Linked DNA regions of Homo sapiens: regions 1, 2, 3, 4, 5 and 6 are each linked to region 7. A link is a loop called in an ENCODE intact Hi-C map of the cell type or tissue named here. Cell type or tissue: PC-9. All regions are shown on one strand.

Region 1 (4,000 bases), 110 kb after region 7:
CCCTTCCTGCAATCTGACTCCAGTCAATTTCTCCAGTCTATTCTGACACAATTTTCCCCAGATACACCAAACTAGTTGCATCTCACCATTCCCCAAACATATGCCAATTCTTCCAGGTAGCTGCAATTCTCTTCCCTTTGCCTGGGCTATCCTTTCTCATCTGCTCCACTTGGTGACTCTGATTCATCTTTTTATGGCTCTGCCAAACTCACCTTCCAACACCCCAGAAAGGATGAAGAACTCACTTCTGCGCATCCACAGCACACTGTGCACCACCACCACTCCACATCTCCCTCCTGTACAACATCCATTACATTGGATTCCCATTAACCGTGAGCATTCCCCTGTCTGAAGCTATTTTCTTCAAACATAACTTTTGTCATTTCCTGGACATTAGCTCAACATCTGTCCATTTTTCCTGCTTCATCAGAACACAAGTTCCGAGTCTTACATGCATCTTGAGATTGTGCAACTAGTCCAAATTTGGCTCATACGCCAGAAAATGCAATGTGCCACATCATATTGTGTTATTTCTCCAAAAACATGTTATATCTGAAACCTAATGAGTAATGCCTCTGAAAGCTTAATGAGACATTCTAAAAGAACCAAAATTCTGGAAATGCCCAACCTTGTTCAAAAGATTTGTTTTTAGAAGGAATCTTAGGAGATGATGATAAGTGGCCTACTTATCCATCTTGGTCATGTAAAGTAAATCACTTCAGAACAGTGAAGACTCTGCTCAAAGACACATAGGTAGTCAAACTCAAGGGTGAATCTGTAGCCAGCATATTCTGATGCCAATGATAATACCACATCATAAGTCTGCCTGCAAGGCAACCCACATCATCATCACATAATAACAATAATGATAAGAATGACAACTGGAGCTAATATTTATTAAACACATACTAGATGCCAGAAAAAAATGCTAAGCACTTTATAATGAGTATTTCATTTTGTTCTCACTTTATATACATATATAAGGCATGAACTCTGTCTCCATTATATATACAATGAGATCTGGAAAGCTTTGAGACTTGCCTAAAACTACAAAAGGAGTAATTAGCAAAGTGGGAACTTGAACACAGATTCGTGAGGCAGCAGAACAAGAGCTCTCACCAACTTGCCATAATGCATATCCCTGGATGCAGTGTTCAGCATCAATTTAGCTTTCATTTTTAACCTCTAGGAAGGATTAACAGCCCCCTCCTTTGTGTTCCCACAGTGCTAGGTACACCCCTCTATTAGACCACTCATCATGTTATTAGTTTAAATGTCTGTCACATCTACTGGTCTGAGTGCCTCTTGAGTCATGCTTATGTTATGTATCTTTCTATGCCCAAGGCCTGGTAGAATGGCTTATACACAATAGTCATTCACTCAATTTAACAAATAATAACAGGCATATAATAAATGCTTCTTGGATTGGTATAAGGTGTATTCTCTTCACCTGTAGAATGGGGACTGCTCTCCTATAAATAGGGACCATTCCCATTCTTTGATGCCAATGAATGTTCAGGGCTTCAGGAGCCAATACATGTGTACAACTGGCAAGAAACATATTGGGAAAATACTACCCTATTATTACAAGGCACCATTGAAAAGGGAGCAAAAATAAAATTCCTACTCTCCTAACATGATCCAGCTGCAAGAGACAAGTTGTCATTACACTAGTGGAAAGTTATTGCCTCTGGTCTGGAAACCAGCAAACTGGCCTGAAGGCACAGGATGCAGTCTTCATTGCCTATCACTATAAATGCCAACCACACTGTGCAAACACCATTGTGTCTTACCACCAGGTATGCAATCAGTGTCTGCTGGGCAGATTGCCAGGCTGGCCATCTGTGTTGTGCTTGGTTGCTAGGGCACAGGCAGGGAGCTGTGTAGTGTCTTGCTTTCACCCTACCCTCAAAAGCCTGAAGCAATGACAAAGGCTGTTCAAAGTGCTGAGGAACCAAGGAAATGTACATATTTGGCTTAATTCATAAAACTGTCATTGAAGGCCAGCTAAGAAGACGAAGATTTTTGTCCAGGATCTGCAGCTGTGAGACCACAGGTTAGACATTTATTTCTCTGAACATGTAAAGTCCTCACTTGTAAGTAAGAAAGACCCAAAGCTAAGTGTTTCTTTGGGAAACACTCTGTGTTTCACTGGCAATATGTAAAATGTTTATGGGTACTACATGGACAAACTTCTAAACATTTCAGCAGTTATAAATTATTGTAATGTGCACTAGAAGATAATTATCATCTCATACACTTGATGTCACATAAGTTCTTAGAATGAATGTAAAGTAATTCAGTTTTTACAGTTGTTCTTAAGTTTTTATGTTATTTTCTCAACATAAGAAAATATTAATACCAATGGAGGGGATAGGTGGATATGATGATAACTATAAAGATGGAACAGAAATGATGAGTTGGATGAGTCAGATCTGGCATTCTAGCATTTGACTCTGTGATTCAATCACCAATGACTAATTGGCAAAATTATCCAGAAAATTCAGGCAATAGTAAATTTATTCTGAAAATGACTCTATTTATATAGGCCCAGTATATCAAAACAAACACTTTTGAACACTTACAGGATATCAGGCACTAGGCTGGGCATTGTGGATATGAAGACCAATCTTGGCAGAGTCTAACTAGGGATACATCTGGGAAGATAAATTATTCCAGTTTAGTGTGATATTTACAATAGTGTGAAGTAATCTGGGAGTCAGAGAGAGAATACCCATTCTTCCTGGGGGAGAGGAATAGTTGAAGTCATCACAGAGGAAATAAATATTGAATTAAGCTTAAAAGACTAAGCAAACATTATCTGAGTATATAAGAAGGGGAAGACCTTCAAGGGAGAAATAAAAGCATGTGAAGTGTTGAACAGCAAATCTAATGGAAAAATTATTTTTTCTTACTCTATATATCATTTGCAAACAAAAGCATCTATGTAACTGTTTTGTACATTTCATAAGTGAGAGATCCAGATATTGAATAAAGTTATATGCAATTCCAACCCTATGTTCTTTCTACTATATCATATTGATATGGTTTGGCTGTGTACCCACCCAAATCTCATGTTGAATTGCAGTTTCCATAATTTCTACATGTTGTGGGAGGAACCTGGTGGGGAGGTAATTGAATCATAGGGGTGGTTACCCCCATGCTGCTTTTCTCATGATAGTGAGTGACTTCTTATTAGATCTGATGGTTTTATAAGGGGATTTTTCCCCTTTTGCTCAGCATTTCTTCCTGCCATTACGTGAAGAAGGACATGTTTGCTTCTCCTTCCACCATGATTGTAAGTTTCCTGAGGCCTCCCCAGCCATGCAGAACTGTGAGTCAATTAAACCTCTCTCCTTTATAAATTACCCAGTTTCGGGTAGTTCTTTATAGCAATGTGAGAATGGACTAATACACATATCATATTTGCTATTCATATCAGAAACCTCACCAATATATACCCATTAATGGTTGCTATGGTTTGAATGTGTCCTATAAAATTCGCATGTTGGAAACTAGCCCAAATGTAACAGTGTTTCAGGGTGAGACCTCTAAGAGGTATCAGGTCATGAAGGATCTGCCTTCATGAAGGGATTAATGTTGTTATTGTGGAAGTGGGTTCATTATCACCAAAATGGATTTGTTATAAAAGTTAGTTCAGACCTCCCTTTCTCTCTTACATGAGTTCACTCACTGTGTGATGCTTTCCATCACGTTATGATGCAATAAGATGGCCCTCACCAGATGCAGCCCCTCAGTCTTGGACTTCCCAGCCTCCAGAATTATGACGAATTCCTTTACTTTATAAATTATCCTTTCTCAGGTATTTTGTTATAGCAGCACAAAATGGACTAAAACAACGGTATTTCCAGCTCATTTATTCTTAACCCACCAAGCACGAAATACTAATCACCAAAAGAAGGAATAATGAGATCTTTTTAAAAGCCGGTATCCCCAAACCAAGGCAATTTTTGGACTTTGTATTATTTCTCCATTTAAA
Region 2 (4,000 bases), 140 kb after region 7:
ATAGAAAAGAGGTAACACTAGACGGTGTTGGAGGCAAAAATGGCCTGATATCTGGACCCAGATGGCCTGCTGAAATGAATGAATCCATACATTTTATGCATTCTCCTGGGAAAAAGCCCAGTTGGCCTAGCATGGGTCAATGCCCATTCTACGACTGTACCAAATGAGTTAGATTAAAGATCAGCAGGGTATCCCTGCCAACAATAGGGGAGATAAAATTCCCCAAAGAGAAATTAGGGTCCTCTGGAAAGAAGAAATAGATGATACCTAAACTGGAAAAAAAAAAAAAAGGCTTGGGAGAAATAAAACAGAAAGGCATTTACTGCAAAAGTGAGCGAGAATTTTCTAATTGGAGATGAAGAAGCTGGGCATTCCAGGCAGGGAGAGAGCAGCATGAATGAAGGTTTGGTGGTGAGAAAGACACAATAAAGCTGCAAAGTGGAGGTGAGACTGCAGGTGTAAGCAGGGACCAGAGAATGAAAGGCAGCATCCTCAGCAATTCACCAATTTCTTGGAATTGTTGCAAGCATGGATTTTGGCCTTTTGGTTTTTTTTAGCAAAACATCTTCAACATTGTAACCTTAACAAGAAAATTTTCAGTGGAACAGAGCAGACAGAAACTGATTGGGGTGGGCTAGGGAAAGAAAGGATGGTGAGGAGGTGAGCTGATGGTGAGGAGGTGGGCTAAGGAGAGAAGATGCTGTATTGTTAAGTACTACATTACTGACACAAACTAAGGTTACGTAGGAGTTCAGGAAGCACAAGGTCAGTGGAAGCACTAAAGCAAGGATGTGGCACTGAAGAGAATGGGAACAATACACCTCTTGTAGAAAAGGAGCTGTTGGTGTTCTTCCTAGTTATCAGACACAGAGGCAGCCCAACCTCAACAGAAAAACTTCCCAAAATCTTTTAGAAATGAAACATAAGTCCTCATAAATTCTATAAACTTTAGGCTCCTCTAGGACAATGAGTTTTTTTGTGTTTTCTGTGTCTCAAACATCTAATATTAAATAGACAGTCATACAGGCTTTGGAATAAATTGAGCAATCAAATGATAAACTTACTAAAGATTGCTTATGATGTATTGGTAGTTATTTTAAATTATGAAAACAATACATGATATGAAAACATGCATTTGAACAAATGTATGATATTCTAATGACTATACTGCAACTTGCTTTTCCTACTTAATATACTGTGGGCACTTTTCTCTGTCTTTTCATATAGCTTTAAAATAGCAAAATTAAAAAGTCAGCTGGGCGCAGTGGCTCACACCTGTAATCTCAGCACTTTGGGAGCTCAAGGTGGAAGGATTGCTTGAGCCCAGGAGTTCAAGAGCAGGAAAGGTGAAGGTTGCAGTGAGCCATGGTCATGCCACTGCACTCCAGCCTGGGTGACAGAGCAAGAACCTTCCCAAGGAAAAAAGAAAAAGAGAGAGAGAGTCAGAAACGTCTTAAGATTACAATGCGTACCACTACATATTTGAACCACTCAATGGCTCAGTAAATCAATGTTGAAAGAGATGAAATGACTTTCCCAAGGTTATGCCACGAGTTGGTAACTAGAGTAGGTCCTCCAGTCGGGTGTCTTGACTTGTACCCCGGTTCTCTGACATCTGTCCCCATCAACAATGAAAAAGAAAGGACGACTACGTGTAACTATCCAAGGGCGAGACTCTGTGGAAGGAGAGAAAGCTCCTTCCAGAGTGAGGAAGAGTTCTCACTAAGGCAGCAGTTTTTACACTGAGTATTTAGAGAGGACCGACAGGAAGACAAAGCTGCTGGTTTATCCGGAACAGTTCAGCTTTAACTTGTCTTTAAAATGTAGGACTTTCATTTGCCCACATATTTCTGGCAGCTGTTCTTCCCCCTGAACTCCATTAGTAACTTATGAGGATGCTAAGAGAGGGTGGTAGATGAGTCAGCAGAGGTCAAGCAGGGTGTCAAGCAGCAGAGGGAACAACCTGACCAAGCTGGTTCCTGCCTAGACTGGAGAATATGAAGATCAGACACAAGCCCTGGCAGTTACCTAAATGCCAAGGAGGAAAGAACCTGGCACCAGTACACTCAGAATTGCATCCAATACCCTTTCTTTCAACAAACAAATCATCACCAGCCAGCTATGAATGCCTCTCCATTTATTTCCCTTATCTATGGGCAGAATAGAGTTGCTAGAAAACACTGCTGGGGTCAGACGTTGAGTGACCTACTGGAAGGGGCAAGCCAATTGGGGCCTGACAAGGAGTGACACTGGCTTCAATCAGCCACTTCCCAATAGGTACCTGGAACCAGAGTTGTTCTTACTTGTGAGGCTAGACTTCTAAATGAAGCCCCCTTTCTGAGGGGCCAGCAGAGGAGCTATTAATTTGAGAATGGCTAATAAAATTATTAGGAGAGCCCTGTTGTTCATTCCCTACCATTGGGAGTACAGCCGTGGTTTAGTGGAAAGAGCAGAAATTGTAGAGTTAGGACACTACTCCTATTTTCTAGCTCGACCAGATAATTATCCTCTGAGCCTCAATTCCTACGTTTATAAAATGGAGTCAGCGTTTACTCCTATTAAGGCCTTTTGTGAGAATACAAGAAGAATATTTGTGTAAAACACTAACACTTAGTAGGCATTTGATTAATGGTTCTCCATTCTCCTCCTTGAGAGAATTTAACATAGAGGCCAGTACAGTGACTACCTAGAAAGCACGTCATATTTTTAGCAAGAGAATAAATAATTTATTCTGAGTTTCTAAAATCACTCAACTGCTCACAACTGAGCTAAGCACCAGGAATGTAACAATGTACAGGTTACAGTTTTTGCTCCTGAAAAGAATATCGTCAAGGGGAAAACGAGAAGTTGAGAGGAAATAAGACTTCAGCATCATCAATCTTACCTGGATCTGGAAAGTAAGGCCTTCAATAGCTCAGTAAATCATTGCTGAACCAGGTGAAATGATTTTCCCAAGGTCATGCGGCGAGTTGATAGCAAGAGTAGCTCTGGGATTCCACATCCCCTTCGATAGGGTTTCTCAGAGAAGCCGCAGAGTGTTCAGGGCTGGGAGAGATAAGAGTGATTGTTATCTCATCCAGGCCTATCATTTTACAGGTGCAATTAATCTCCCCAATCCCGTCATCTATTTGGCTGCTAAGGGAACACAGGTGAGGATCATCTAGCTCATCCTCCAGGGTCCGGAAAGGCTTCCAGGAGGAAGTGATGTTTAAATAAGCAGCTAAAAGATACATAGAAGTTATTCATGTGAAAGAAAGGAAAAGCTGAGTAATAGATGTTCAAGCATTTGTTCATTAATTAATTCATTAATTCATTCAACAAACAAGTCCTAAGTACCTAGTATGTTCTAGGAACAACTGTTTGAGACACTGGGGATAGAGTCTTGAATGAGATAGACAAGATTTTTGATCTTATAGTGTCAACTCTTCAGCCAGCTGACCAAAAATAAATTATTAACAAAATATCAACAAGTTATTTGTGCCATGAAGGAAATAAAGCAGACTTCAGGGGAAATAAGCTACTTGAGATTCTGTGGACAAAAAAGTCCTCTCTAAGGAAGTTCCTTTTCAGTTGAAACCAGAGAGGAAAAGAAACCAGCCAGGCAGTGATGGGAACCAATAACCTGCAGACAAAGAGAAGTGCTAGCATGAAATTCTGACTTTCAGAGCAGGTGTAGCAGGTTCTTGGCACAAAAAGAAGGTGACTATGGCTGTTACAGGGAGGCCAAAGAGGACATAAAACTGTGTGAAGAAGGAAGGCAAGGCCAGCTTCCATAAGGCCACATAGGGAGGGTGAGATGTTTGAATTTTATTCTAACTATGATGTGGAGCCATTCAGGGTTTAGCAGGAGAGAGTTGTGGTCAGATTTACATATTTAAAAATCACTCATGTTCTTGTGAAAGCATAAAACAAGCAATATTTGCAAAGGCTCCAGATGAGAGAAGACATAATCTATGTGAAGAAAAAGGGAAGAAAGGAAGGTAGGTAGGAAGGAAGAAAC
Region 3 (4,000 bases), 350 kb after region 7:
GGATTATGGGCGTGAGCCACCGTGCCTGGCCTGTAAGGCACTTTAGAGTTTAAAAAGTACTTTCACCACCTTATCTCCTTGGATCTTCACTAATGCACTGGGAGGTTGGAAGTGGGGCAAAAATGTCAACCCGATTTTACCTGAGCCTAGTATTACTCCAGCAAGCACAAGACTGAGCTTCAAGCACAGGCCTGTGTGATATGGCCCTTTTTTTTTTTTTTTTGCTTTCTGAGATGGAGTCTTGCTCTGTCACCCAGGCTGGAATGCAGTGGCACAATCTCAGCTCTCTGCAACTTCTGCCTCTCGGGTTCAAGCGATTCTCCTGCCTCAGCCTCCCAAGTAGCTGGGACTACAGGCACCCACCACCACACCCAGCTAATTTTTGTATTTTTAGTAGAGACAGGGTTTCGCCATGTTGGCCAGGCTGATAACGAACTCCTGACCTCAAGTGATTCCCACCACCCCCACCCCCACCCCCTCCCACCCCATCTCTGCCTCCCAAAGTGCTGAGATTACAGGCATGAGCCACTGGGCCCAGTTGGCCCTGTCTTAAGTGTACCCAGTTGCCGCTTTTACAGAGTGAAATAGAAATGAGGGCCTCAGTCACCTGTGCTTCTTAGCAACCCTTGCCTGTCATCCACAGGGCTGGACAACCTGAACAAAATCACAGCCCAGGGGCAGTACGAGCTCCGGGTGGACCTGCGGGACCATGGGGAGACAGCCTTTGCTGTCTATGACAAGTTCAGCGTGGGAGATGCCAAGACTCGCTACAAGCTGAAGGTGGAGGGGTACAGTGGGACAGCAGGTACAGTAGTGGCTGCACGTAGAGCCTACAAAGCCATGGAGACCTTCTTGACATTTACAGTTTATTTCTCTAACTTTCATTCCTTCCTCATTAATCCAGCAATTTATTAAATCAACAAATATTTAAGTACCTACTGAGTGCCAATCCAGAAAAACTACAATTCAAAAGTGTTGGGTAGATATTTGGGTCCTGAAACATTGAGTATGTTGGGAATCAGGGCAATCAGGATTGATTTCTAATGACCATCTTTCAAAAAAAGTGTGTCTTTCTTACCCAGTTTTAGATATCAGTTGTAGACTGATTAAAAAAAAAATTCCCCAAAGGCCTTAATATTCATCCAATCCAGCACTTCTCAATTTACTCTGGGTGTATGGACCCACTGGCGATCTTGTGAATCTCCAGATGCTGACACAGGTTGTCTGGGATGGGGCTGAGATTCTGCATCTTCTCCAAGTTCCCTGGTGATGCCAATATAGCTGGTGTTGCTGGTCTGTGGACCACAGCTTGAGTAGCAAACCATCCACTCCATCACCTAGCTGCTTGAATCTCTTCCAAGACATCCCTGCCATGTGGTCATCTAGTCTCAGCCTGCATCCTCATAAATAGAAGGTCTCACCTCTCAAGTGGCCCCTGCATTCCTTGTCTGGCTCATAACCTTCATTCCAGTCTTGAAGATTTCTTGGACTTGAAGTGGTTTTGTGTGGTTTCCTGGCTCCACATAAGAGGAGAAATAAATAAGGAAACAACATGTATTAAGGCCCTACTAGGTACCATCCTCTTTTGTAGATATTCCACCTGCATTCATCTTATTTATTCCTCATAAAACCATTTTATGAAGACGTTGTTTTTATACAGAGGAGGAAAGAAGTTCAGAAGAGCTCAGTGATTTGTCCAAGGTAAAACAGCTTGTAGAAGGTGGATGCAATCCTGGCTGCAGAAAACTGCATCCGACAATGTTCTCAGTGACAAAGAAGGGTCAGGACTGAGAGTGTGGACCACCCCCATGCAACCCATGCCCACTTTGGGTGGCTTTCTGTTATGTTTGTGAGAGCAGAAGAGATAGAAGCTTGGCACGTTTCCAGCCTCCCTGAGCCCTGAAAGAAAACATCCATAAGGTGAAAAGTCTCCAGATAAAAGGTTGCCAAAGCCAGGCTGAGCCTAAGGAGGCACAAAGCTCTTTTGAGATGGCAGTTTAGTGATAATAAAGAGAGACACCCAGGGGCAAACATTGCTTTAGTTCTTGAATCCCTCAAAGAATGTTGGCATTTTATTACCTGGAAATGAATACCTCTTTGGTTGAGATGGCTTCAGGCAAGAAGAAGAATGTTACAGGGCAAGCAAATTCATTAAGCAGCAGGAATGTGGCCTCTGTTCCTCTCTCTTTGTGCTTCCATTGAGGAATGAGCCATAATATTTCCCTTTACTGAGATAACGTTTGTAAGGCTGCATTTTCTTGTGTGATTTGGCTGCACCCAGGCCTTCTGCAGGAGAGCATCCTGTTTCATTAATATCTACGTGCCGTCCTCATGCTCTGGGTAGCATCATCAGTTAAAAAGGTATCTGGGTTCCTTTGACAACTTGCTCCAAATTATGACGGTAGAATGCCTCAGAGTCTTGAAATGTTTGTGCACAGCACTTGTCTGGATTGGGAGTGAGGAGACCCACAAAGCAATGGTACTGAAATGCTTCAAAAATTCAATATATTAAATTACAAATTAGATTTCCAAATAGTAGTACATGTTAATGGGCTTCTTGTCTAAGAATCACGGAACATGGTCTGATGAATACTTTAAAAAGTAACTATGTGATACAGAGACTATTTAGGGACATCTAATGTCTGAAGGGCTTAATTATGACTAATAAATATTTGTATGTGGGAGAAAAGCATGCCATTATTAAATGCATACTTCTCACCTTACTCTCTGAGGTCTTTATAGAAAGGGAATGCAGAAAAGTCATAAAAATAACAATCATAGTAAGTATTTGTATGCCATGCCACCTGTTTAGCATACACCTTTATTGTCACAATGGCACTACTCAGTATATAGAATCAAAGTGCTGGTTCCATTGTATAGATGAGAAAACTGAGGTTCAACAAGATGCTTGACTTGTGCAAGGTCACAGCTAAAAAGTGAAAAGATGGGATTCGAAGCTAGACTCTCCAAAGCCAGCCACAGCCCTCTTCCCACCACATTATGCTGCTTCTGTCGGAAATAAGTACTGGGGTGACACTCATGTCCCATTCAGTTCCGCATTCAATGCTGACTCTGGGATCAATGTTCAAGGCCAGTCCCACACCCAGAACCTTTCAATTGTCACCTCTGGTTCTGCCCTTTACTGTCCAGGAGGGAAATTTCAGCTGAGATTTCTCAGGTCCATATTTTCTGTCTCTCCCAGGTGACTCCATGGCCTACCACAATGGCAGATCCTTCTCCACCTTTGACAAGGACACAGATTCAGCCATCACCAACTGTGCTCTGTCCTACAAAGGGGCTTTCTGGTACAGGAACTGTCACCGTGTCAACCTGATGGGGAGATATGGGGACAATAACCACAGTCAGGTGAGTGGACCGTGAGGGCCCAGAGCAGGCCAAGCTTGGGAAGCTGGAGGGGGCTAATGGAAGTACAATTTAACTCCCTATCCTAGCAGAGACTAGGAGGCAGGAACCTTACTTGTATGACAACATGTTTTTCCCAAGGCAGTGAGCAATCTCAAGGACACTGCAGGCCAGGTAAAATAGAAACAGCACAGGTTAACCCTTGACAGTCCCAAGGACAAACACTGGTCAAATGGATTCCAAAAACAGAACGCTTTACTCAGACAAAATCTCTGTCTGAACCCCAAAAGTAAAGCAGATAAAAGTGGAGGCCATTTAGGTGAAGCAGGGTTGATGACACAGAACCCCTGGCCTGGGGCATCTTTGGAATCCCAAGAACACCTTAAAATGAAGTCCACAGACTTTAAATCTCCTCCTTTTGTGAAGAAACCAAGGCCCAGAAAAAGCTGACTTTCCTGAGGTCACAGAGTGAAGTTGGCAGCAGAGCCAGCTCTCCCCACTTCCAGCCCCTGGCATTTTCCCTGCACCACACACACCTCTAGCACTTCTACAATCACAGAAACAGATTTTTTTCGATCCCTTTTAGAAATAGGCGAACGGATCAAATTCAGTAATCTCCCTTACTCTGAGCCTTGCC
Region 4 (4,000 bases), 150 kb before region 7:
AGTGGGAAAGAAGAAGAGGAGAAGGAGGAAGAAGAGGAAGAGAAGGAGAAGGAGGAGGAAGAGAAAGAGGAGGAGGAGGAGAAGGAGGAGAAGGAAAAGAATAATTTTCTTTGTTTATTTTCTACTATGTACCTAGAACTTGATGTACAGTATTTTAATCCTATAAAAACTTTCATAGTAGCTAGTATTTTCTTCATTTCAATGATAGAGAAACTGACTTCCAGAGGTTTTAAATGTCCTTTCCAAAATCATAGAATAATAAGCAATTTATATAAACAGTGAAATTCTAATATCCTGGCCATCAACAATTATTTATTATGTACCTACAGTGGATCAGTCCATCTTTCTATGCTCTAGAAATGCAACTGTATATAAAAAGATAGATATTCTGCCTTCATGAAGCATAGAGTCCACTGGCATAAGCATATTGCAGAGATCCTGATGCTGATTGGTACCACACCATGAGAGGGGCATCTCTTTCCCATACTAAGGGGCATTACTATAGGCAGACAGTGACTCATTTAAGTCTCTATGAATGTCTTGCCACCTCACCTTGATACTAAATATTCTCATATCATGAAGTCAGAGTCATAGGAAAAGGGCAGAATCAGAGGCTAAAATGGCCAATTGGTGAGGTTGTAGCAGAATGACATCTCAGATTCTATTGTCCAGAGCCAGAAAGCAGAAGGGAGCTGGAGTTGGCCCAGACACTTGAGTTCTTGTTCACATCAGTCTGGAATATGTTGATACTCAATAAATATTTGTAAGCTGTCACTGTAAAATTTAGGAGCAGTCATGTGCTGCCAGCACACGAGAGCCCGTTACTTTCCAACTCCACATTCAATAAAATAGATCATGATGAGAGTATTTTTTAAACAGAGAAATCAGCAAATACCATAGATTGGTCCCTGCCCACCACCACCCTGACTTGGTTGGTAAACATTTACCAGCATACCACTGGAGAAAGAGCATCTCTCTCTGAGTCATTGTTTCTCCGTCTTTTCAAGGGGTAGACGATGAAGTGATTTTAAAGCCCCCAGAAAGCTGGATGATATGTTAGAAACAGCAAAGGTCTGGGGCAAGGCATACTTGGATTAAATTATAGATGCTGGCCACACATTGCTCTTGGAACGTTCAGCACGCTATTTGTCTCCCTGAGCCGCAGTTCCCTCCTATGTAGAATGAGGCTATTCACTTCTGCATGATTAGATTTTTCTAGGTGTTAAATATCAACATGGAAAACATGGAAAAATATAGACTCTAATAAGTGTTAGACTCCCCTTATTCCTATCATCTTCACAAATTATAAATAAAAGAATGAGCAAATACATAAATTTTCATTTTTTTCAGAGTTTGTATACCCCTCTTTTGCTTGATTACTTTTAGTTTTTTTGGTGTTATATAATAAATACCCATGATTTACTGCTATTATTATTTATTATCATTATCATTATTATTGTATGCTCTAAATTCCTACTCTATAATGGTAATATTTTTAAAGAATCTTCAAAACATAACTATCTGTAGCCAATTTCCTTTGGAAGGGACAAATAAATATGCATTATTCAGCAGCTACTTGGTAGCAGGCATTGTGCTGGCATGTTACATATTTGGCTCATTAAGCCTTCCAAAAGATAAGAGCGGAGTCTACATCTCAGAGAGAAAACGTTTTCTTTGGACATCATCAGAAGCCCACTTATACCACCAGGGAGCAGTAAAGAGCCACTGTTCAGGATTTTGAAAACTCCAAATCCCCACTACCAGATCACAGCAGTTCTCTTTGGACACAACATAATGGTAAATATTAAGTCTTGGCTGGCCCACCAGTCAGATGAGGGTCAGTGTTGAGGGAAAGGGCCTGTGAGCTAGACCAGCATGTCTGATTTTAGGTACGTAATCCATAGGAGCTTCCAGGAGATTAATAAGCAGGGATGTGGTTTTCCAAGTGATCACGGAGATAATACATTCCTTCCACTGCTTTTTGGAGAAAATGAAACTGAGCCCCAGAGATGGACAAAGACTTATCAAAGCTAGCTTAGTAGGTTGGCAGCAGAGCTAGAGCCAGAACCTGTACACAGTGTCTTCACACTGATACCTGTTGATAAGTAGGCACATACGTTCTGAAATATTCTGATATCACCATTATCCTGTATTGCCAAGGAAGAGACTGTTACCTTTTTTAATGGAAGGTGTTTCCATCCTGGGATTCCCAAGGGGTCTTTGCACATAGTACTTCCACTGGTATTGTTATTAGACAATCTTGAGTTTATTGCTGCTTTATAAAAGATAGCCAGGAACATAGGTAATTACATGTAAGAGAGCTTATCAAAGACAAACTTCAGCATCTTTTTCAGAAATATAATTTTGGTGACCACAGATAAAAGACCTTTTTCATTTTGAACATGGTGCCCAGAAAGGACTCTAGGAGGAGATCCATGCACTCATTCAGTCTTCTTTCTTTAGTGAAATAATAAATAAATCACTAGAGTGCAACTCCGCAGCAGGTTCTAGCTTAGAAACTGTGCATGGATAGAATTAAGGTGTAATGCCTTAATGGTTATAGGTAAGATGTAATTCCCACTCTCAACAAATCTGCTGTCTAATAGCACATATTAGCAAGAAATGGTGCAATTGCATTATAGAATCGTGAAATTGATTGTGGTGGGATATATGCCAGTGATTAAATTTTGTTTTTCCTTCTGTTCTCAACAAGACACATGCCAGGAAACCATTTTTGATTCATCAAGAGCAGTCTCTCCTAGAACTGGGGAAAAAGAGAATAGGGTACTTTGCAAATCTGAACATACATGTAGATATTTTGAAATCCCATGATGAGCCTCTACTGGAAAGATAAATCACTCTTTTGTCACTGAGGTTAGAGTTCCATAAAAGAAAACTGAGGAACTAAGGACACATCTCTTGGAAGGATGAGACTGTCACCCCATTATATAAGGGAAGGGCAGTCTGATCCTTTGTGCATGAAAAATCTGCCTGCCCCCTTAAGTCAATTCCCAGGAAGGAAAGGGCACAGGGATTCTAGGCTGGTGATATAGCAGACGTAGTCACTTCCTTGACCAGAATTCTTGGGTCTAGCAGATAACTTGGCTACATACCTGAGAGAGCTGAGTATGAGGATTTTCAAATAGAGAACTCCACATTGGGGACCTCTTTGCCTGGCTCAGCTAAGAATATATAAGCATGTTCTCCCTTGAAGAACCACGGCAGGTGGCATGACAATTGGACAAGTGAGGTCTTGTGGCAAGATGAGCCGTATGGCCTGTCAGAGCAGAGATTAGCAGTTTCTAAAGGGACAGATTTGGCAGCTGAAAGCAATGAGAGAAATGCTCTTATCTGACACCCCTCCTCTTGCTTTATCTTAGAGGTTGGGGATTTCATAAGCTCATGTTGTGTTTATTGTTGTTGCGATGGTTGTTCTGCTTGTTCATTTTTAACAGTTTTTTTTTTCTGTTGAGAGAGTACTCCAAAAATTTAACACTGTACAATAATGAAGTCATAGGATGGAGTGATGTATGCAGTCATGAAGCATCTGGGGACCTGAGAGATCAACTGGAAACATCCAACAAATGTGACTCTATTTTCACTCTGAGTTCAAGGGGTTGTTTGTAGAGGTTAAAGCAATATTGGAATTGTAGATTGCTGTGGGTACAAAGAAAAGAGATCTCACTGATGGCTGCACCAAAATCAGAAAAGGCTTCCCAGAAGAGGGAGGGCTGAGAACAGGTGAACTCCGGACAACCATCAAAAGAGGAAATCTGGGCAATGGAAACATGTGCAAGGCAGAGATGGCTGAATTCTTAGCTGAGTGTTTTGCATTTGCCTTGTATCTGTGTGGGGATGTGGGGAATCAACTTACAGAATATACAAGGAATCATTTCGTTTTGTTTCTTCATTTTTAGCATATCAAATTTGGAATTCCACATGACCAGAGCATCGGGTTCATGAGTAGAATGAACAGAGAAGAGGCCAGCAGCCATGCTTA
Region 5 (4,000 bases), 95 kb after region 7:
AAGATCAGAGATGTAATATAATCTTCCTGTGGGGTAATGTTTTCATAATCCAGAAAGCCATGGAAAGACAGATCTATGCATGTAGTGCCATTTCTTTGTAATTTATTACCCATTGAGACAAATATCTATGTTAAGCAGAGCTTCTTCTAAGAGAAAATACCTGTGGCACTAAAACTGTATTTTAAAAAAATTCTAGCATCTTAGGAAGAATTCCCCAAATGGCAGTGTTTTTCATGCATTTCTCTCTGCCCAGAAAGTTCAATCCCAACTCATCATCCATCAAGGCCTAGATCTAGGTCTCCCTTTTTATACAAATTGCCCTTCAATAACTCCCTAAAAGTAGAGATCCTTCTAGGTTATTTTGTTTTTGGTTTTGGGGTTTTTTTGTTTTGTTTTGCAAAATAATACATACTGATGCATTCTCTTCACAAATTATTTCATCTGTCAGTGAAACTATAACCTTCCTGAGAGCAGAGAATGCAGAAAAGTACTTAATTATGAGTTAAGCTCCAGTTTTCTCGGTGGCTTTCCATGTGATTTTAAATATATCACTATTCCCCTTTGCTATACAATGTATTCTAATTTGCACAGAGATTATTTAGTCCCCGAGGTCCCATACAACTTTAACAGTTTTATGACTAACTATGTCATTCTGGTCATTTATCTTCAACTCTCCTTACCCAATGTATAAAACATAGATTCACTGACTGTACCCACCATGAAAGCAGTGACACCATGTCCAACTTGCTTACTTTCTTTATTTTCAATGCCTAACACTGTGTGACATTCAAAGAGCTCAGGAGACATTTCATCAAATGAATGAATATATAGCTCATAAATGGATTAAAATTAATTAAGTACATAGACTATTCAAGGCACTATGCTAGGCACTTAATGTTCATTGCCATATGTAGTATTCATAGCACAATCAGAGTAGACACAGTGATTTCAGTTGAACTAAGAAAGACAATGGAGCTAAGAGAGAATAAATAATTTGTTCAAAGTGCCGCAGCTGTGTTGTGGTGTGGGAGACCAGCACCCAAGTCTGTTTAGCCCCCATATATGTACATCCCCTCACTACACCACAAGTCTCTAAACCTGTCAGAGAAACAACGCCCACACTCATGCCACTATATTTCATGCTACTGTAAGAAAAGGGTTTATTTGTGTTGATTGGGATGGCAACAGTACCCAGCTCTAATTTGAAGAACAAAGAATTAGGGGAGAGGTTGGGTTTCCCACCAAACCCTCCCCAGGCAAATCGGCAAGCCAGAATGAAGTTGCAAAGGAGCTGAGAAATAGCATGCATGATGAGATGGTGGTTCTTTAGGTTTGTGATCAGGAAAGCCTGAGGCTCCTGCTACAGCTGCCAGGCCTACAGATTAAGCTTCTTTCTTTCTTTCTTCAAAAGCAAGAATGCTGAGACCCTAAACTTGTTTTCTTTTAAATGCTATAAGCCTTTCAGGAAACAGCTTTCTCTGGGAACCTGCTCATTACAGAAAGCCCCTTGAAGAAGTGCCAAAATGTAGTTAGCACGGAGGGGGCAGGGGAGGGGAAAATGTTAGGTTGATTCAGTAGAGCCATTTGATGGTGAAAATGCCTTTTCTAAGGGAGCAGAGAATAGCCTGGTGCCTTCTCAGCCATGCAGAACACACAGACTCCTGGGAAAGGATCTCACATTTGGGTGAAATGTGGCTGGAAATAGATTCCTGGGACTGATGGGGATAATGAACTTAATAATTATAGTAATAGCTCCTATATCTTGAGAACTCCAGGCACTGGGCTAAAAGCTTTCTCTCTTATTTAACCTCATAGCCACCCTGTGGGTAGATGTCACTACCTTTATAAAGGAAAAAAATAATAAGATCAGAAAATAGGAAAAACTTGCAAAGGTTGGGCATGGTGGATAATGCCTGTAATCTCAGCACTTTGGGAGGCCAAGACGAGCAGATCCCTTGAGTTCACGAGTTTGAGACCAGCCCAGGCAACATGCAGAAACTCTTTCTCTAAAAATAGAAAAATTAGCTGGGTGTGGTGGTGTGCGCCTGTAGTCCTAGCTACTCTGGAGGCTGAGGTGGAAGGATCACCCAAGCCCAGGATGCAGAGGTGGCAGTGAGCTGAGATCATGCCACTCTACTCCAGCCTGGGCCACAGAGTGAGACCCTGTCTCAAAAAAAAAAAAAAAAAAAAGAAAGAAAGAAAAGAAAAAACTTGAAAATATCACAGTTAGGACATGGCCAAGGCATTATTTGAACCCCAGTCTAACACCAAAGTTCACATTACACTGTTTCACTTTCAGGGTCTGAGTAAAGGGAGCTCTAGATCTGCTAGGCTAATTAGAAGCCAAGGTGTACGCAGGATGGAGAAAGTGAAGGAGTACTGCCTTGATTTAGAATTTCACATATCACAACCACGAGCTTACTTCGTTTTATCAGTGAAAAGGAAGGACCTTGAGCTCTTGAGTACATAACTACTGCCATTCCCATGTATGAGTTTATAGGGAGAAGGCAGAGCAAAATGGCCAAATAGAAGCTCCACCAATCATCTTCCCCATAGGAACACCAAACTAAACAACTCTGCACACACAAAAAACACTTTCATAAGAACAAAAATCAGTTGAGCGATCACAGTACCTGGTTTTAACTTGATATCACTGAAAGAGGCACTGAAGAGGGTAGGAAAGACAGTCTTGAATTGCTGTCACCACCCCTCACCCATACCCTGGCAGCGGCCATGTGGCATGGAAAGGGAACCTATGTGCTTAGGAAAGGGAGAGTGCAGTGATTGTGGGACTTTGCACTGGAACCCATTGTTGCCCTGTCACAGCAGAAAGCAATACCAGGCAGAACTCAGCCAGCACCAGCACCCACAGAGGGAGCATTTAGACCAGGCCTAGTGAGAAAGGAATCAAGCGCTCCAGAAATCAGAACCTGAGTTCCAGCAAGCCTTTCTATCATGAGCTAAAGGGGTATGGGGTCCTAAATAAGCTTGAAAGGCAGTCTAAGCCACAACAACTAAAATTCCTGGGCAAGTCCTGGTGCTGTTCTTGGCTTGGAGCCCGTGGTTTTGGTCAGTGGGTGGGATGCAACCTAGTGAGACACTAGCTGGGGCAGCCAAGGGAGGGCTTGCTCCAGTCCTCTCCTAACCCCAGGCAACTCAGCTCACAGCTCTGGGGGAAGCCCCTGCCTTCCACTTGAGGAGAAGAGAGGGATGAGTAAAAAGGACTTTGTCTTGGAACTTGGATACCAGTTCAGCCACAGTTTGATACAGCACCAGGCAGAGTCCTGAGGTCCCCATTCCAGGCCATAGCTCCTAGAAATTTTTAGACACACCCTGGGCCAGAAAGGCACCCACTGCTTGAAGGGAAAAACTCAGTCCTAGCAAAATTTATCACCTGCTTACTAAAGAGCTCTTGGACCCTGAATAATCAGCTGCAGTAGCCAGACAGTACTCACTGTGGGCCTCAAGTAAGACTCAGAGATGTGCTGGCTTCAGGTGTGACCCAGCGTATTTCCTAGCTGTGGTGACTACAAGGAAAGCCTCCTTCTGCTTTAGGAAAAAAAAAAAAAAAAAAAAAAGATAACTTAGTCCCACACTTTGGTACCAAATTGGCCACGGAGGGGTAGAGCACTAAAATGGCTCTTGGGGTTCCTGATTCCAGGACTTGGCTCGTGGATGGCCTTTCTGGATGTGCTCTGGGTCAGAGGACAGCCCACTTCCCTGAAGGCAGAGTCCCATGCATGCCAGCATTCACCACAAGCTGGCTGAAGAGCCCCTGGAACTTGAGTGAACATCAGCAGTGGCCAGGCAGTACTTGCCACGGGCCTGGGATGGCGGTTGCCACTGGGAGCAACTCCTCTGCTTGTAGAAAGGGGAGGGAAGAGTGGGAAAGACTTTGTCTTGTGGGCTGGGTGCCAACTCTACCACAATAGAGTACCAGGTAGATTCCTAATGCTTCTGACTGTAGGTCGTGGCGGGGAGGGAAGAGTGGGAAAGACTT
Region 6 (4,000 bases), 250 kb after region 7:
CTGCAAAGCCCAGAAGTGCTTCAGATAGAAGCTGGGTTCCGTGCTTTCATAAACACAATATAGCTATGCAGAGATTGAGCTTTTTGTTGGGATTTGGGGGGTGGGGGGCGGGGAAGGGAACTACATCATTTAGCATCAAAAAACTCTACATAGGGCATCCCAGCTTACTAAGCACTTTGTCTTACACCCTCTTACTTGGTCTTCATACCAATTTTGAAAGGTACTCAAGGTACAGATTTTTATCTCAGTTTTATAAAACAGGAAACCAGATGAATCCCAAGAAGAAGAGGAGGAGCTTCAGAGAGGGGACATGCTTTTCTCAAGGTAATTCACATTGTAAGCAGTTGGGCCAAATAGAACCCAAGACTGTGTGCTAATATCATATATTTTCCATTATGCAGCCAATTAGTTGATCAGTCAATCATTTCATAGGAACATTAATCAACCTCCAAGTGCTTTGGGTCTGTACAGGTGAAAAGCACAGTCCTTGGCCTCAAGGAGTCCTCACAGACCAGCTGGGCAAATGAATGAGTAAATTGATGATAACAATTAAGGTCTCTAATCATTTCATAAAAGTCACTTCAAGAATGCCTTTATTGCTTACCTCCAAAATCTGTGACAGGTCGTATGCTATTCTAAACACTATGATATGTAGGAATGATATTCAAAATAATTAACAAATAACATGACATAGGCAGCAGCCATCAACAGATGCTGGCAACAAAGAGAACTGCTGACAAACAGATGGAAAGGCACAGTGTCTACCCTCAGGTGTCCATGATCTAGCAGGGTAAACAGGCAAGAGAAATAAAATGTGCAACATACTAAAAGTTAAAAAATGGTGGTGTAGATGAGCATGAAGGAGAGGCCCTTCTCTCTGGATGTGAGGGTCATAAAACTTTGTTAGAAGAAGCACTATGAAGGAACTCTTGAAAAAAATAATAAAGGAATTTGTCATGGCAATAAGACAGGGTTCTTCCTAGGGAAGTGAATGTGCAAAGGCTTGGAGACTTCTAAATTATTTCTTTAAAGATTTTACTTGAGAGTTTTGAGTTGCTATAATCCCTGGGAATTCCCCACTTGCTAACCAGGACCCTGTGTGTCAGCGGGGAAAGCGATTTTCCCAAAGTCACACAGCGAGTTGATGCAGCATCAAGACTTAGACACTCAACCAATGCTCTCCACTCTGCTGTGCTGACCAGGCATGACTTCTTGGTTGATGGCGCAGCTAAATTGCCATAGTCCATCCATCAGAGAAGCTCTCATATGTCTTGCCACACACTCCATATGGTCTTTGAACTTGATTTTGTCCTTTGTTGTCGAAGGAAAAGCAAGAAGAGTTGGAAAAGACCACTCAACAATGATCTGCAAGCAAGTTGGGAAACCTTGACTCTAACAAAATGCATTTAATTAAATGACTGGCCCACTGTGTGGGATCAGAGATCCATCCCGGCTTTGGAAAAGATTTCTGGTAATTATGGAGTCACATGAGACTTTTGGACTGGAGTTAGCACACCAGATGAGATGAATCCCGGGAAGAGGAGGAGGAAGGTTGGGAACAGTGAAGGAGTATGTAATCAGAGTAGGAAGCAGGGGATTCCATGGGGAAGTGGACACTCAGCTTCCTCAGCACTAGTCCTGGCCAAAATTCCACTCATTGTCTGTTCTGTCTGGAAGAAAAAGTATTACATTTAACAGACCTTTAAAGAAATGAGAATGATCTCACCTGAGGCAAACCATGACATTCCTCTGGTCTCTAAACCACAGCCTCCACCAGCAACTCCTGAATAAGAACTGCAAACAAGCAACAACAAAATCAGTCTTTGGCAGGAAGCTCTGTGCAGGGGTGGTGTTTACATGCATTCATTCTACCCTCTCAAGTGGAAAAAAGTGCTTATGCTTCTCAGAAGGATGCAACCATGAGGGATTAGATGCCAAGAGGTATGGCCTCTGCCAAACAGGAGGAAAAATGGTTCTTCATTTCCATAAACTTCCTCTGCTGTAATGTCTAGTGTGGCTTGGTTGCTCAGTTCTGATTGTGACAGTTTTCTTCCTGGAAAGCAGGCATAGTGGCTTCAGACAAGTCATTCTTCCTCTCAGCACCCCACTTTCTGATCTGTGCGATGGAAGCATTGGACACAATAATCCAGTTTCCTTTTCAGGTTCTATGGTTGTAAAAGGAAGAATTTAATTATAAAGCACAACATGTCAAACATTTATTTGTTCCTCCATTACTTCATTCATTCTATAAACATTTACTGAGCTTCTATGATACCCAAGGCTCTATGCCAGGTACAGAAAAAGCAAGTGTGATCACCAGCCTCAGGAAGCCTAGCATCTAGGAGGAAAATCTAGACATGCACATGTGTAATTATACCATGTAGATGCAATGGATGTCCTAATAGAGTTACAAATGCCATAGTGCATAGAAACATCTCTTCCTAGATGGATTTCTTCCATTTAGGAAGCTCCATAGTGAAGTCAGATCAGAAATGGATGATAAATAGATGTGAGGGCATGGAGGTGAGGAGCCTAGGGCATCATCCTAGCATGAACAAAGTTTGGGTATTGTAGAGTACCTGGTGCATATGGACCCATCTACCAGAAACAGAGGCTGCGAACAGTACAGGGATGGAAAACACGTCCTCGTCTGGGCACTCCTTACTCAAATGCCAAAAAGCTTAAGATGCCACATAGCTTTTTGGAGAAAATGCCTTTTACAAGTAGCCTCTCCTAAAAATGCATAAATCATCTCTTCTCTATGTTATCAGAATACACTTATATGATAGTTGTTAACTTAACCCATAATAGTATTCTTGTTTGTCACCTCTGCTAGCCTTTTCCTGCTTTGAGGGCCAGCCTGGTCATATTTGGCTTAGTTTCCCTGTGATTGACCATACCACTTGTGGTAGACACTAATCAACGATTGTAGAATCCTAAAGAACTGGGGAGAGGAGTTCGAGTTTGAGACATTCCCCGAAAAAGCCATATCTATCTAGTTTTCTAGCATGCGCTCTTGTCTTATTTAAAAACTCACATAGAATTATAAATATATTGATTATATGTTCTATACAAATATAGTTTATATACCATATGACATATATTGTACACTATTCTAATATTTTAATCCCTAACCCAAGAGATTAACTCAGTAGGAACCACTCACTGCTGGTTGAGACACAGCTTCATGCTACTGAAATATCCTTTGGCTAAAGCACAGAATTTAAAACTTCCCAAACAACCAACATTTGAATCAGCCAAAATGGATCAAAAGTTCAAATGAGCGGTTTTATGACATGACTATTTATGGGCTTTCTTGCTGTCTGGGAGGGTCACTTTAGCAGAGAATCCTAAAATACTACAGCCAAAGCAACCGTAGGATGACCTAATCGTGTCTTGCTTTTTTTTTCAGATGGGGAAACTGAGGCCCACAGCAACAATAATAACTGTGGGGATGATATCATTTAATATTGAAAATAAGTGGATAATTGAGACCTCCATTATTAGTAGTTAATTTTTAAAAATCAAAGATCTCTCCTAATTAGCTTTATGGAGCAAATAAATATATTTTCCATATTCAAATATGGCTGTGATTTCTACACAAATGGTGTTAACAATCTAATACAGCATAAAACATTGTTTAAATATCATCATACCCTATTCCTAAACAGTAACGTGTAATAGATCTCTGGAGCCCAGTGTTGTAATATAAACACTTCCCAGGTGTATTCCCTTGGTAAAGTTTCATTACTTCTCTAAACGTCAGTTTTCTTGTGTAAAAAAGAGACACTTGTGTCTATCCTACTTACTGGTTACAAGGATATAATAAAAATAGTGAACAAAAATAGTGTTCATAAAGTACCCTGCACAGCACCTGATTATAGACTTAATAAGGGAGGGCTCAATGGTAGTTGCGTTTTGAATTACATTTAATGCTTCATTTTACTTCACTGTCACAAACTACTATGCTCTGCGGCAGGCTCAGAAGTCTCTAGGCACG
Region 7 (4,000 bases):
CATTGTGCATTAAGTTTGACCTTGTACCGTCGATCTATTCATTATGGTGACACATGCTAAGAGCAAGATTTTTCAAGTTCTTCGTAATTCTATCCCTAGGCATTGCAACCATTACTAGCACAACTGTGGTATACCTTTCTCTTTGAACAAAGAGTCTGCGGACAAATGTGTCAGCTACAGGCATGTCATAGCTTATATCAGAAATATAAGGTGACAGCTAACCATATTCCAAACAGTCCCCCAAGCCATAAGGCCACAGAGAACATGCCTCCACTGGATTCTAAAGCTGACTTGCCATGAGTTTGATCATTAACTGTGGCTTATGAATTGCTGCTTCAGCCTTTTTTATTCAAGGTGACAGCTCCCTTTTTTAAAAAAGGTGAATTCTTAGCAGCAAGGATACACAGATGCTCTCTGCATCTTTTCCCTCCTCTCAGCCATCCTGTGGAGAATGAAGTACACATATTAGGGGAATGAAGTGGGTCCAATCTTGTATTAGGAATTGAGAATTCAATGATGAATTAGACATGGTTTTTGCTTTGGGGGAAATTCATCCTCATTTGATGAAACAAATAGGTTTATAGGAAATTCAATATATCATTGTCATTTTGCCAAAATTTATTTTATGCCAGGCATTACACAAATATCTCAGTGAATCTTACTACCAATCTAATAAGGTAGGTTTTGTTGCCCCAATTTATAGATCACATGTTCTGGGTCACAGAGCCAAGATCTCAACAAAAGTCTGTCTCATTCTGCACTCACTCGACTGTTCACAGTCTCCAATGGCTTCCCATTTTACTCATGGGAGAAGCCAAAGTCCTCACTGTGACCTAAATGACCCTATTTTTGTTTGCCATATTTACAGGATTTCCCCCAGTCTGAACACATGATAGAACTGTACTTCCTGCTTCCATATTTTAGGTCAATCCAACTAATCAGTTCATTCCAATGAATGATGTGTGGAAATAATGTGCATCAATTTCAGGCTGAGCATTGCTTCCCCAAGGTGAGACCCAGCAGAAATCTCTTTTTATTTTTTCCCCTATAATAGCACAGATATTCGTTGCTCTATAGTCAGAGTCCTAGAGCAAGGAAGACAGTGAAGTTGTGGGAGCAGAGGCCCCTTCTGGCCCACGATGAAAATTAGGCGAGTGGAAAAGTCACTGAGATTCCAGTTTGTTAATTATTGCATGTTGGCTGCCTAACCTCTCTTGATTGATAAAGCTGCTTTATTTTTTTTCTCTAACATATCACCACAGATCCTACTGTGTAGTTTACTTATTTATCATGGTATTTCCTGTCACCCACATGAGAATGTCAGCTCCATGAAGGCAAGGAGTAAGTTTAGCCAATTTTCTTCACTACTATATTCCCCATAGCAAGAACAGTGCATGGTTTGTTGTAGGAAATCAATAAGTCTTTGTTGAATAAATAGAATCAAGCTACCTCATTACATCTATGAGTGATAAGACAAAGTTATGTTTGGGAAGCTACTAAAACACACAAAAAGACTGATTCAAAATGAGGCTGGACTTGTGTCTTTCCCCCGTGTGACCCCAGTGTTTAGTGAGTGTCTGCATTGCGGGAACTCTATATATGATTGTTGAGCTGTTACAATGAAGAGCCTCTGCTGTGGCTTTTGTAACTAAATAACTCACCAGGCAAACATGCATTAATAATTACTCCACTCTCCTGGTGGTGAGACCTTCATCTATCACCCTGGAGGTCTTAGTCATGGCTTAGTCATGCCCAGTGACTCACCTCCATTCAGCTTTTCGCTTAGTGATGTTCCTCTCCTTTTTCTATAACCGTTTTCCTCCTTTCTGTTTTATTTTCTTTCCTTTTTCTTTTATTTTTAGAGATGGGGTCTCACCATATTGCCCAGGCTTGTCTCAAACTCCTAGGCTTAAGCAATCCTCCCATCTAGGCCTCCCAAAGTGCTGGTATTACAGGAGTGAGCCACCACACCTGGCCCTCCTTTCTCTTAATTCACACCCCATTCAGGTGTGTCTTGAATAGTCAGCCTCAAATGACTCTTAACCTCCTTTCAGGACAAAGCAACTCTTTTTGTTCCCTGTCACTAGAGGCATTTGTTCCAAATTGCAGCCTCAGGAAACTGCTGCAGGCAAACAGGTGGCGTATCTGTTGAAGGATCCTAAAGGAGATATACATTCTCTTCAAAATATCTTTGCACACTGGAAATAATGCTGACTTCTGCTTAGCTCTGAATGAACGTTCTTCTGAAGGATGTCTATTTGTTTGTCCAGGTGACATCTAAAGGACAAAGTTCCAAATCTGAACTTTCTTCTCCTGAAATCTTTTCCATTTTGGTGTTGACACCACTTTCAGGCACCCAAGCTCTCTTTGTAACCCAACTTGCAACCTTCACCTAAAGCAACAAAATCAAATGCCATCATGCTGTTGTCACCCCTTGTATCAGTCAGGGTTCTCCAGAGACCGAACCTACACTCACACTCACACACACACACATACACACACACACACACACACACACACACACACACACACACTTATCTTTAAGGAATTTTCTTACATGATTGTAGGGACTGATAAGTCTAAAATTTGGATGGCAAGCCAGTAAGCTAGAAATTCAAAATCTACAGAGCAGAGCAGGTCAGCAGACTGAAAACTCAAGTAGGATTTCCTCGTTACTCTTGAGGCAGAATTTCCTCTCTGAAAAACTTCAGTTTTATTTTTCAGGCCTTCAACTGATTGGATGAGACACATTGTCAAGAATAATATCGTTTATTTTAAGTCAACTGATTGTAAATGTTCATCGTGTCTACAAAATACTTTCACAGCAACATCTAAACTACTGTTTCACCAAACAACTGGGCACCATAGTTTAGCTAAATTGATACACAAAATTAACCATCACACCCTGCTGTGGAAGGTTTGCCTTCCCCCCAAATTCATATGTTGAAATTCTCATCCCCAATATGGTGGCATTAAGAGGTGAGACCTATGGGAGGTAATTAGGTCATAAGGGTGGAATCCCCTTGAACAAGGTTAGTGCCTTTAAAAAAAAAAAAAGAGATGAGAGAGCTTGCTTTTCCTCTCTCTGTTCTCCACTATGTGAGCATACAGAGAGAGAAGATGGCCATCTATGAACCAGGAAGCAGGTTTTTGCCAGATGCAAACCTGCAAGGATCTTCATCTTAGACTTCCAGCCTCCAGATAGGAGGCTGGAAGATATATGATAAATAAGTGTGGGTTCTTTAAGCCACCCATCTATGGTACTTTGTTATAGAAGTCCAAACTAACTAAGACACACCTCTATATCCTTTACTCTACAGCAGACATTATTAATCAATCACTACCTTTTCCTAGATAAGTTCAGATGAAGTTTCATAATTTCTTTCATGATAGCACTAATGCCAGCCATTATTAATTGGTCAAATCTGGGATGTGGGTTGGAACTCATCTCTGGCTTGTACTTCTAAAAGTAAGTCTAATCATTTGTCTTTCTTGCTTAATGGTTCCTCATTGCCTAAGATTCCATGTCACAAAATATTAGTCTTACAAGATAGTCTACCAAAAAGAGATTCTGTGATCGAAAAGGTTTATTATAATTGATACATCGTGCCTCCCTCTAAAAATCGAAATCCTGTGGAACCGAGGCAATTAAAATTTGATAACGCAGTTTTTCCAAAATCTACTTGACTACTCAAATCATTCTTCATATTTTACTCACTAACATTCTGAAAAATACATTTTGGAAAATGCTTGTCACTAAAGGCCTTTCCAGATCTGGTATCAACTATCTTTCCAAACCAATCTCTTTTGTTTCTTGTTTGTTTATGTTTTGTTTGAGACAGAGTCTCGGTGTGTCGCCGAGGCTGGAGTGCAGTGGCACAATCAGGGCTCACTGCAACCTCTGCCTCCCGGGTTCAAGTGATTCTCCTGCCTCAGCCTCCCAAGTAGCTGGGATTACAGGCACACATCACCATGCCCAGCTAATTTTTGTATTTTTAGT

The links. Hi-C counts contacts between places; a loop is a spot of excess contacts. Peaks named below come from ENCODE experiments on the same cell type or tissue, not always from the same donor. Only the 100,000 strongest peaks of a DNase experiment are listed, where the experiment ranks them.
Region 1: a loop joins it to region 7, with 8 times the contacts of the local background. A loop is called at or near these places in 5 of 110 quality-filtered maps.
Region 2: a loop joins it to region 7, with 7 times the contacts of the local background. A loop is called at or near these places in 4 of 110 quality-filtered maps.
Region 3: it touches region 7 in a loop (13-fold over the local background); 3 of 110 quality-filtered maps call a loop at or near these places.
Region 4: it touches region 7 in a loop (4-fold over the local background); 3 of 110 quality-filtered maps call a loop at or near these places.
Region 5: a loop joins it to region 7, with 2.9 times the contacts of the local background. A loop is called at or near these places in 4 of 110 quality-filtered maps.
Region 6: a loop joins it to region 7, with 8 times the contacts of the local background. A loop is called at or near these places in 5 of 110 quality-filtered maps.

The regions. Positions count from the first base shown.
Region 1 is chr9:115,260,448-115,264,447 of GRCh38, reverse strand. The region is part of intron 2 of DELEC1 (deleted in esophageal cancer 1); the gene reads right to left. LOC105376233 (a long non-coding RNA gene) reads left to right here and starts at 1,905. Exons shown (of 3, transcript XR_930267.3): 1 at 1,905-2,056. In PC-9, no CTCF peak of the experiment used is centred here; DNase peaks (open chromatin) are centred at 1,297 and 1,827; H3K27ac peaks cover 1,418 bases.
Region 2 is chr9:115,232,221-115,236,220 of GRCh38, reverse strand. DELEC1 (deleted in esophageal cancer 1) reads right to left here. Exons shown (of 8, transcript NR_163556.2): 2 at 2,885-3,045. Among named protein-coding and RNA genes, the nearest start is that of DELEC1, 92 kb to the right of the region's middle. In PC-9, no CTCF peak of the experiment used is centred here; a DNase peak (open chromatin) is centred at 1,930; H3K27ac peaks cover 472 bases.
Region 3 is chr9:115,023,339-115,027,338 of GRCh38, reverse strand. TNC (tenascin C) reads left to right here. Exons shown (of 28, transcript NM_002160.4): 26 at 644-805; 27 at 3,203-3,366. Among named protein-coding and RNA genes, the nearest start is that of TNC, 93 kb to the left of the region's middle. In PC-9, no CTCF peak of the experiment used is centred here; a DNase peak (open chromatin) is centred at 2,108.
Region 4 is chr9:115,522,370-115,526,369 of GRCh38, reverse strand. No RefSeq gene overlaps it. Among named protein-coding and RNA genes, the nearest start is that of DELEC1, 380 kb to the right of the region's middle. In PC-9, CTCF peaks have their summits at 1,523 and 1,722 (motif pointing right); a DNase peak (open chromatin) is centred at 1,689.
Region 5 is chr9:115,275,922-115,279,921 of GRCh38, reverse strand. All of the region lies in intron 2 of DELEC1 (deleted in esophageal cancer 1), which reads right to left. Among named protein-coding and RNA genes, the nearest start is that of DELEC1, 140 kb to the right of the region's middle. In PC-9, no CTCF peak of the experiment used is centred here; no DNase peak of the experiment used is centred here.
Region 6 is chr9:115,119,121-115,123,120 of GRCh38, reverse strand. It overlaps LOC124902255 (a long non-coding RNA gene), which reads right to left. Exons shown (of 3, transcript XR_007061746.1): 3 at 577-2,165. LOC101928748 (a long non-coding RNA gene) reads left to right here. Exons shown (of 6, transcript NR_110950.1): 5 at 249-324; 6 at 3,413-3,582. Among named protein-coding and RNA genes, the nearest start is that of TNC, 3.0 kb to the right of the region's middle. RefSeq lists an enhancer at 3,866-4,000. In PC-9, no CTCF peak of the experiment used is centred here; a DNase peak (open chromatin) is centred at 1,840.
Region 7 is chr9:115,371,245-115,375,244 of GRCh38, reverse strand. All of the region lies in intron 4 of DELEC1 (deleted in esophageal cancer 1), which reads right to left. Among named protein-coding and RNA genes, the nearest start is that of DELEC1, 230 kb to the right of the region's middle. RefSeq lists an enhancer at 1,152-2,351. In PC-9, no CTCF peak of the experiment used is centred here; DNase peaks (open chromatin) are centred at 1,674, 2,094 and 2,404; H3K4me3 peaks cover 583 bases; H3K27ac peaks cover 3,168 bases.